3 separate regions of the Mus musculus genome follow, and all the other regions are linked to region 2. Evidence: chromatin loops called from intact Hi-C (ENCODE). Cell type or tissue: left cerebral cortex. All regions are shown on one strand. Region 1 has its middle 73 kb from the start of Gm22473. Region 2 holds the start of Tox (thymocyte selection-associated high mobility group box). Region 3 overlaps Nsmaf (neutral sphingomyelinase (N-SMase) activation associated factor).

The links. A loop is a pair of places that touch in the nucleus more often than their neighbours do. Peaks named below come from ENCODE experiments on the same cell type or tissue, not always from the same donor. Only the 100,000 strongest peaks of a DNase experiment are listed, where the experiment ranks them.
Region 1: a loop joins it to region 2, with 7 times the contacts of the local background. A loop is called at or near these places in 3 of 42 quality-filtered maps.
Region 3: it touches region 2 in a loop (2.6-fold over the local background); 3 of 42 quality-filtered maps call a loop at or near these places.

The regions. Positions count from the first base shown.
Region 1 is chr4:6,560,378-6,562,877 of GRCm38, forward strand. No RefSeq gene overlaps it. Among named protein-coding and RNA genes, the nearest start is that of Gm22473, 73 kb to the right of the region's middle. In left cerebral cortex, a CTCF peak has its summit at 1,364 (motif pointing right); DNase peaks (open chromatin) are centred at 1,399 and 1,883; H3K4me3 peaks cover 243 bases.
Region 2 is chr4:6,990,221-6,992,720 of GRCm38, forward strand. It overlaps Tox (thymocyte selection-associated high mobility group box), which reads right to left and starts at 616. Exons shown (of 9, transcript NM_145711.5): 1 at 170-616. The coding sequence starts at 271. In left cerebral cortex, CTCF peaks have their summits at 1,063 and 1,270; DNase peaks (open chromatin) are centred at 59, 978 and 1,246; H3K4me3 peaks cover 1,624 bases; H3K27ac peaks cover 1,472 bases.
Region 3 is chr4:6,451,600-6,454,099 of GRCm38, forward strand. It overlaps Nsmaf (neutral sphingomyelinase (N-SMase) activation associated factor), which reads right to left. Exons shown (of 31, transcript NM_010945.2): 1 at 2,386-2,500. The coding sequence starts at 2,444. Among named protein-coding and RNA genes, the nearest start is that of Nsmaf, 1.4 kb to the right of the region's middle. In left cerebral cortex, no CTCF peak of the experiment used is centred here; DNase peaks (open chromatin) are centred at 1,031, 1,522, 1,528, 1,542 and 2 more places; H3K4me3 peaks cover 2,126 bases; H3K27ac peaks cover 1,960 bases.

The sequences.
Region 1 (2,500 bases), 430 kb before region 2:
GAATAAATAAGAGGCCACAAAAGTACTTTACTCAAATAAATATAATCGTTTTATATCTATAAAATATAAATATTCATATTAATAATTAATATAATAATTTTAAATAAAATATTTCCATATTTTATTTTAAAAAAAGACTTCAAAATAAATATGGCATACCACCAAAAAGAAATGAAGAAGAAACCAAGCAATACAAATGTTGGGCAGAAAATGGCCTCCCAGGTGCTCTTAAATTTCTGTTAGGAAATGTGAATTTATACACTACTAACACTAGGCTGGAAAAATTAAAAATATGTGTCCTTTGACAGCTTTCTACATTTTATACCTACTTAAAAGTTTGTGCTAAGTAGTATAATGTCACATGTCAGAAGAGGTTCTTAGAGCATTATCAAAAGTTGCTCACATTGGAAGTACCCACACACCAACCTGTAACAGAATAAATAAGTGATCCTTATAGGGAGTATCTATCTATCTATCTATCTATCTATCTATCTATCTATCTATCTATCAATCATCTATCTATCTATCTATCTATCATCTATCTATCTATCTATCAATCATCTATCTATCTATCTATCTATCTATCTATCTACCATCTATCTATCATCTATCTATCTATCTATTTATAATATATATACATATATTATATACCTTTTCAGGGATAAATGTATATGATATAAATATATCATAAAACTACATTATCCAATGTAGATGAGCCTCAAGATTCTCTAGTTGCCCAGGAAAAAACAGGCTTAGACCACACACGGTCTTTCAAGGTGCACCAAGAGGGGACATGCTCTGTGATCCCATTTCTATAACCTAAAACATCTTATTTACTTAGGATTCCCAGAACCTAATGTCATTACATTGTGAGCAAAGAGAAGAGGGTCACTTTTCGTGTCCTGAGAATGTTGTATTTCAGAACACAGGCATTATCAGTACTTTATAATTATACATTTGTGTATCCATAAAGGGAACATGACAGTCAGTCTTTTGGGACAAATAATAATTTTATAACCTCAAGAAATATCCAACGAAGGTGCACTTAAATACATAGTATTCATGATAGCAGAAACCTGGGTCCTGCTAAACTTCTAGTCATGTTTTTATGACAAGTGTTGGAGACAGAACAATTTTTAATGGAATTTGTTGACAATGACAATCTGCTTCATCAGATTTTGCAGAAAATGTAAGCCAATTTCTTTTATTATTACCATATGGAATGTGAAACTAAAAGTCAAGATTTTTCTGAATTTACTCCATTTTCAGTATATGCTTCCAGGCAGTTAATAGGGGGCCAAGGTAAAGATTTTTTTTAAAAAAACGAAAACAAAAAAATCACTCCCAACAGTGACTTTTCCCCTGATGCCCACTTGGTGGCGCTAAGCTAACGTAGAATGCAGGTCTTCTCTGATACGTTAATAAGCTTTCACTTTATACAGTCCTAGGGAATTGTAAAGGTTTGTTAAGGTTTAGGACTTTAGACATATTCGGTAGGGAAAAGGGTTCAAAACTCTTAAAGAATTATGGTTATTTGTGAAAATTACAAAGAATGTCTTCTAACTCTAGGACCAGCCAAGCTTTCATGTCTTCTTGCCTTGTGTTTCTTTGATGACTTTTATGAGCCCTAGGGAGAGAAATAATTTTGTCTATAAGGTATTGGGGACTTGATGGAAACACAAACCCAAAATTTTCAATGGAATTATAGTGTGTGAGGGATGGGACAAGGCGCGTTTTGCAGCACAGTCCTTCCGAACAGAAACGGAAAGGGTCAGGACCTTTGATCCAGGCATCTGGCCCGGATGCAGTTCTGCAGCCCAGGACTAGGGGTGACAGTAGCATAGATGCTGCTTTCCTTCTTGGAGGAAGCCCCGTTGCTTGCTGTATCAGGGCTGGTCTTGAACTCAAGATATTTCTGCTCCAGGCTCTCATGGCTGGGGTGGCCTTTGCTCACCTCTCTGAACAGAATGAGGCCCTTTTCTAGGGCTTTTCAGGAGTGAGCAAAGGCAAGAGAGTCTAGACTAGGAGGGGTGGAGTGTGGGAATGCAGAAGAGTCTCTAGGATCTCTTTGCTGACAATGGGAGGCATCAAAGTCTTCTGTTTCCACAATACACGGCCTGGTTATTCTGTTTATGAAGATGATGGTATATTGTACACCCATAAATGAATCAAGATTATCTCGTTCTTTTCTTTAAAAAGTTTAGTCTACAGTTATATGTGTATGTGCATGTCTGTGTAAGTATTAGCACTTCTCTGTAGTTCCTTTACATGCCATAAGAAGGTGTCAGATGCCCTGAACTTGATTGTAGGGAGCCTCAAGATATAGGTGCTAGAAACTAGACTTAGGTCTTTAGAAAGCACTTGTGTTTTTTCTTTTTTTGTTTGTTTTTGTTTTTTGTTTTTTATCACTGATCTGTCTTTCCAGCCCCAAGAACATAACATCTTAAATCAGACATCATAGCAGGACATGGGGGCACACATCTCTAATCCCAGAACGTAG
Region 2 (2,500 bases):
CTACCCGAGCGCACGCAGCGCCGCCGCGGGCTGCGACCGAGCGCGCCCGGGACGGGCCTCTGCGAGCCGGCCCAGTCCGCCCAGCGGGCCCCATCGCGGTCCAGCCACCGCTGCCCCCCTCCCGGGATCGAGCCGCCAGAATCGGTGCAGACAAAAGCAGAGTGTTCACCTTGTTGCAATAGTAGGGGTCCAGGCAGGGAGAAGGTCCCAGACAAGGAGCGGCGGGCGCAGCAGCGGGCTGGGCTGGAGGAGGATAAAATCTTACGTCCATTTCACTCTCACATCAAGCAACTCCTTTTCTTTTCCTTTTTGAAAAAAAAAAAAAAAAAAAAAGTGCTCAGAAAAAAAAAAAAAAGCTCAGACGGAACAGAGAGGCGTCTGGGCTCAGGAGTAAAAGAAACACCTTCCTTCCCTCACATCCGTTTGTGGTTTGTTTAAGAAGAGGAAGAAAAGAGAGAGAGAAAAGAGAGAGAGAGGAAAAAAAAAACAGAGGGTGGAAAAGCGCTCAACTCTCCCCCCCAAGCCGTGGCGCGCACCCGTCCACACCGAGCGCGCAGCCTGCCTGGTCCGCTCGGCCCCGGCGCTGTCGGCCCGCCGCCGCCGGGCAGGTAACTTCACGCGCTCATTGTCCCCCCCGCCCGCCGCCCCATCCCCGCCTCCCGCGCCCTTCGCCGCCCGGCACTCGCGCTCGGGCTCGGGGTACTGGGCGTTTTATTGGAGACTCTGCCTTGCTTTGCTTTTAGTTTTTCTCCACGTTAGAGGCCTGGGATGGGGGAGTGATGGAGTGTGTGTGGTGTTGCAGGGGAGATCAAGATCGGAGGACACTAGTGCCCCGGACCGGCGGGGTGCCGACAGAGGCTGGACGCGGCCCAGAGGGTACAGTTGGGGACCGAGAACCAGGCGAGGGACAAACGCAGAAGAAGGGAATGCGGCTCGATCAGTAGTGGCGGGACCCCGGGCAGCGTCAGTGCCCCAGTCAGCACCCCCGGGTGGGTGCCATGGAGGTGGATACAATCACACAAAGGGGCTGGAGAGACTGAGCAAAGGCTGACTGGGGCACCGTGGGGCTCGCACAGCAAGGGGGCGCTGTGGCGCACCCCCGCCCAGCACCCGCAGCCCCACCCCCGCCCCACCCCATTCTTTGAGCCCCCCACCACTTACTCCTGCCCGCTAGCTGCACTGCCAACCTCTGCCCCGCGCGGGAGGTAGAGGAGAGGCTGTCTTGTGGCGCTGCTCGGGAGCCTGCAGGGAGCGCAACCTCTGCCCCATTCTAGTGTGCAGCTGACCAAGGGACCCCAGTTGATCTCTGTGCGAGGAGCGGTGCTCCTGGAGTTAGTGCTCAGAGAGCCTCGGCATTCGGCTTTGGTTCTCAGTGGGAGGGTTTGCAGAGGCTGAGCCTGCCCTTGCGGGACTAGCAAAAAAGACTCCAGGGGTGCTTAGAAGGGTAAATAAGGAAACAGTTATCAGCACACCATGCGCTACAGGGAACACATCTGGGCTAGTTACTTGCCTCTTGGAATTATACTTTCACTGTTGGATTCCCAGTAGCACTCTTGGAGCTCCACTGCCCACCCCAACCTTCACGAATCAGCTGTCTGCTTCCCTGGGCTCTCTTTGTTGGTAGGATAAAGATATCATCCATATTTTGCTTTACTTCGTCAACCCCAAAAACTTGCAATATTGTGTCCCCTGGCATCTGGGAGAGTTTTGGGACCCTGATGACTGTCCAGCGGACATCTTACGTTCTCCCTGAGAAAGACTTTAGAGAGAAGTTAATATAGGGGTGGGCAATGTTTACCTTTCAAGGGTGAATTCCTGATTGCTTCACACCTTAGGGGCCTAAGACCCTGTAAAAAAGTGGAAAATTCATGTCCACAGGTATCTGTTTCTGGCGTCAAAGAATATATGGAAACAGTCTTGTTACCTCCCATCCCCCACCCCAAACCGTTTTTAGTACATGGTGGGTAATAGCCAGCTACTCTCTAGCTCTCTGCAGCCTTTTCCAGGTTTCTCTTCCCTTATAATAGGAGCACCAGTCAAATGCAAAGATCTGAGGAAGCAACAGATGCCCTGTAAGGATAGTAAATTAGCATCCTGGGGTTCTCTCCTCTATGCAAAGGCCTTTGGAAACTTTTCCTTGACTTTGGTTTCCATCCATGGTAGCCTCTTTCTCTTAAACTGTTGTCCTCAGGTCTTCCTTTTATGGGTAGGAAGAACACAGCTTCTTACCTTAAGAGTAATGTGATGGATGTTGGCTTTAGAAATGAGGAAGGATTTTCACTCTGCATTCAAACCCTCTGAGTCACAAAATAAGTGAAAGGGTGATCTTTCCTCTATTAAAGGTCTTTACAATAACAAGTACATAGGTTCAGGGCTTCATAGCACCGATTTTAAAATTCATTTGTAGATGTTAAAGTGGGTGGGGCTATAAAAAGTCTGTAGCTTTAAATAAACACGTAATCTCAAGTTTCTGTCATCAACAAATTATACTGTATAAAGT
Region 3 (2,500 bases), 540 kb before region 2:
TGAAATGACTGTGACATACAGGCATAACAGAAACTTCATAATCAATAATGCTTGAGCTAAAACAACGGCTTACAAACCAACAGAATACATCTCTCCTCTTTTCTCTCTCTCTCTCCCCTCTCTCTCTCTCCTCTTCTCTCTCTCCTCTCTCCTCTCTCCTCTCTCTCTCTCTGAAGGCTCGGGGCATCTCAGCCATCTAAACCTCTACATCACCTAAGATGAGAAGAGTTGGGACAACAAAACTTAAACAGAAATATTCCTAAGTGGAGATATCTTCAGTGGTAGTTTGTAGAGCATCCTCATTTGCTTACCCACAGAGCATTTCTGCCATGCCCAAGTATTTCAGAGAATATATTGGAATTGTCTCTTGACTTTTCATTTGCCTTCATTGGCATCTAATCGTGGCCTTTTGAAATAACCAGTAAAGTCAATATGTCTCCTGACATAATTGTAGGGATACAAGAATATTTTATTGAACTATTTCCTTTCTAGTCCTAAAACTTAAGCTTCCCGCCCCCATAAACGTCATCAAACAGCACCAGTGCACGGTTATTTGAAATCTAAGTCAGAGTGCAAGGTTGTATTGTTTAGCAAATAACAGTACAGGATGTCCAGATGGAAGTGGAATTTTAGATAAACAATATATTTAGTCTGTACTGTGGTTTTAGTATAAATATGTCCCCAAATCTACATGTGACATTTGCTAAAAAATTATCTAGAATTAATATTTAACCGAGTCTCATATCGTACCTAACAATTCCAGCCGGTTTCTTTCTCCGGCCCTCTTAAATGCCATATACAATACCAGCGCTGTTCATCTCTATCTCACTAAACATCTGGAATATACCGACTTTTCTCCAGTCTTCTGTCATCACTGCGGCAGAATCTCCCAGGCAGGAGCTTCTACTTATGTGGAAAATGTACCGTATTCTAACTGCAGCTGAATCAGCAGTCAGAGACACAAGCTAACTTCAGTTTCTCTTTCTCTGGGTTCAGTGTTTGGTAGCTGTAGAAATCTAAACCCTCTGTGAGTACACCCAGCAGAGAGGCCCCTGGTTATCTCTGAAGCTAGCCTCAAGCTCTGGGAAAGAACTGTTCTCTGAGATAGCGAAACCCTGAGATAGCTGAAACCCGACACCTTTATAAACACGTTGCCCATTTGAAGCCAATGTTGCCAAAAGATAAGCCAAGAAACGCGTGGGCAGAAATGGTAGATCTGGGTCTCTGTAAGGTTGGTTTTCCAAAGTTAACTTTTAAAAGTTCCCCTTTTTAAAAATGGATTCTATGATTTATAAAGAATCTGCTTGGTTTACGTTCAAAATAAAAATTTGGGGTGATCAGGAAGTAGAAATCAGCTGCTGGTGCTGAGTGTAGGGAAGAGTTGATGCTGGCAGCTGATAAATGTTTGGGCTGGGAGCACTCCTACCTTGGAGTACTGTGAACATATGTACATAATATGTAAACAAACCAGCATTTGCTGGAAATAACCGGGGCAGCGAGTTCCTCTAACATTACAGAGCAGCGTAAGACGATTAAAATAAGTCAGAATCTACGACAAAACACCCCCTGTCCGATTTCGCTGTTTATCACAGGATTGTTACAAATGACTAAGTCCTAGAAACATGACAGGCCACGCGTTTAAAACATTTCAAATGTTAATCTGAATGCTCTTCAATGTAACACAGAGCACCAACAAGTCTTAACAAGTCGTCGGGTGCCAGACAAAGAAATTCCATTTAAATTCCGGAGGTGGAAAGGTAATTTCAGCGCGGACCACCCTGCCAGCCCACTACATCTTAGAGAGAGATGCGGGGCTTGGGGAAGAGGGCGGGTTGAGCAATAGCTACAGGTGAAGCCTCCGCAGAGCACCCAGAATAAAAGCTGCACCTGCATTTCCTGGCATAGCCTGCTTCGCTGGATCCACTCAGCAACAACGTGACCGTCGGATCCCGGCTCCCACAGACAAACCCGCATCTCAAAACAAACAAACAAAAATGTAGCCCGCGTTCCCGCTGGAACCACAGCTGGGTCACAAAACCAACCGCCCTGGGAGGGACCCACGGGGCGGAAGTGCGCTTTCCTGTGCGGGGACGGGATCTGAGGGAGGCCGGAGCTCTACCCACGTCCTCCCTGGGCCGCGGCTGACCGCGGCCGCCCCGCCGCACGCGCTTCCCCAACAGCCTCCCATGCAGGGCGCGGAGGGTCGGTGGGGAGACGCCGGCGTGGGACGGCGGGCGGGCGGGCGCGGGGACCGCCCTGCCTTCGCGTCCCCAGGCGCCCCCGCCAGCCGGGCCCACCCGCGCGCGGCTCTGCGGCCCCGGAGGCGGCCGCGGCCTGCAGGAGAGTCCCCGGCTGCCGCCCGGCCCGGCCTCCCGCCCCGCGCACCTCTCCTTGGAGTAGAGCTGCAGCTGCTGCTCGCGCTGCCTCTTCCGGGTGAACGCCATGGAGGCCCAGGGCTCGCAGGCCGCCGACTGTCCCGAGCAGTCCCGAGCGGCCGCAC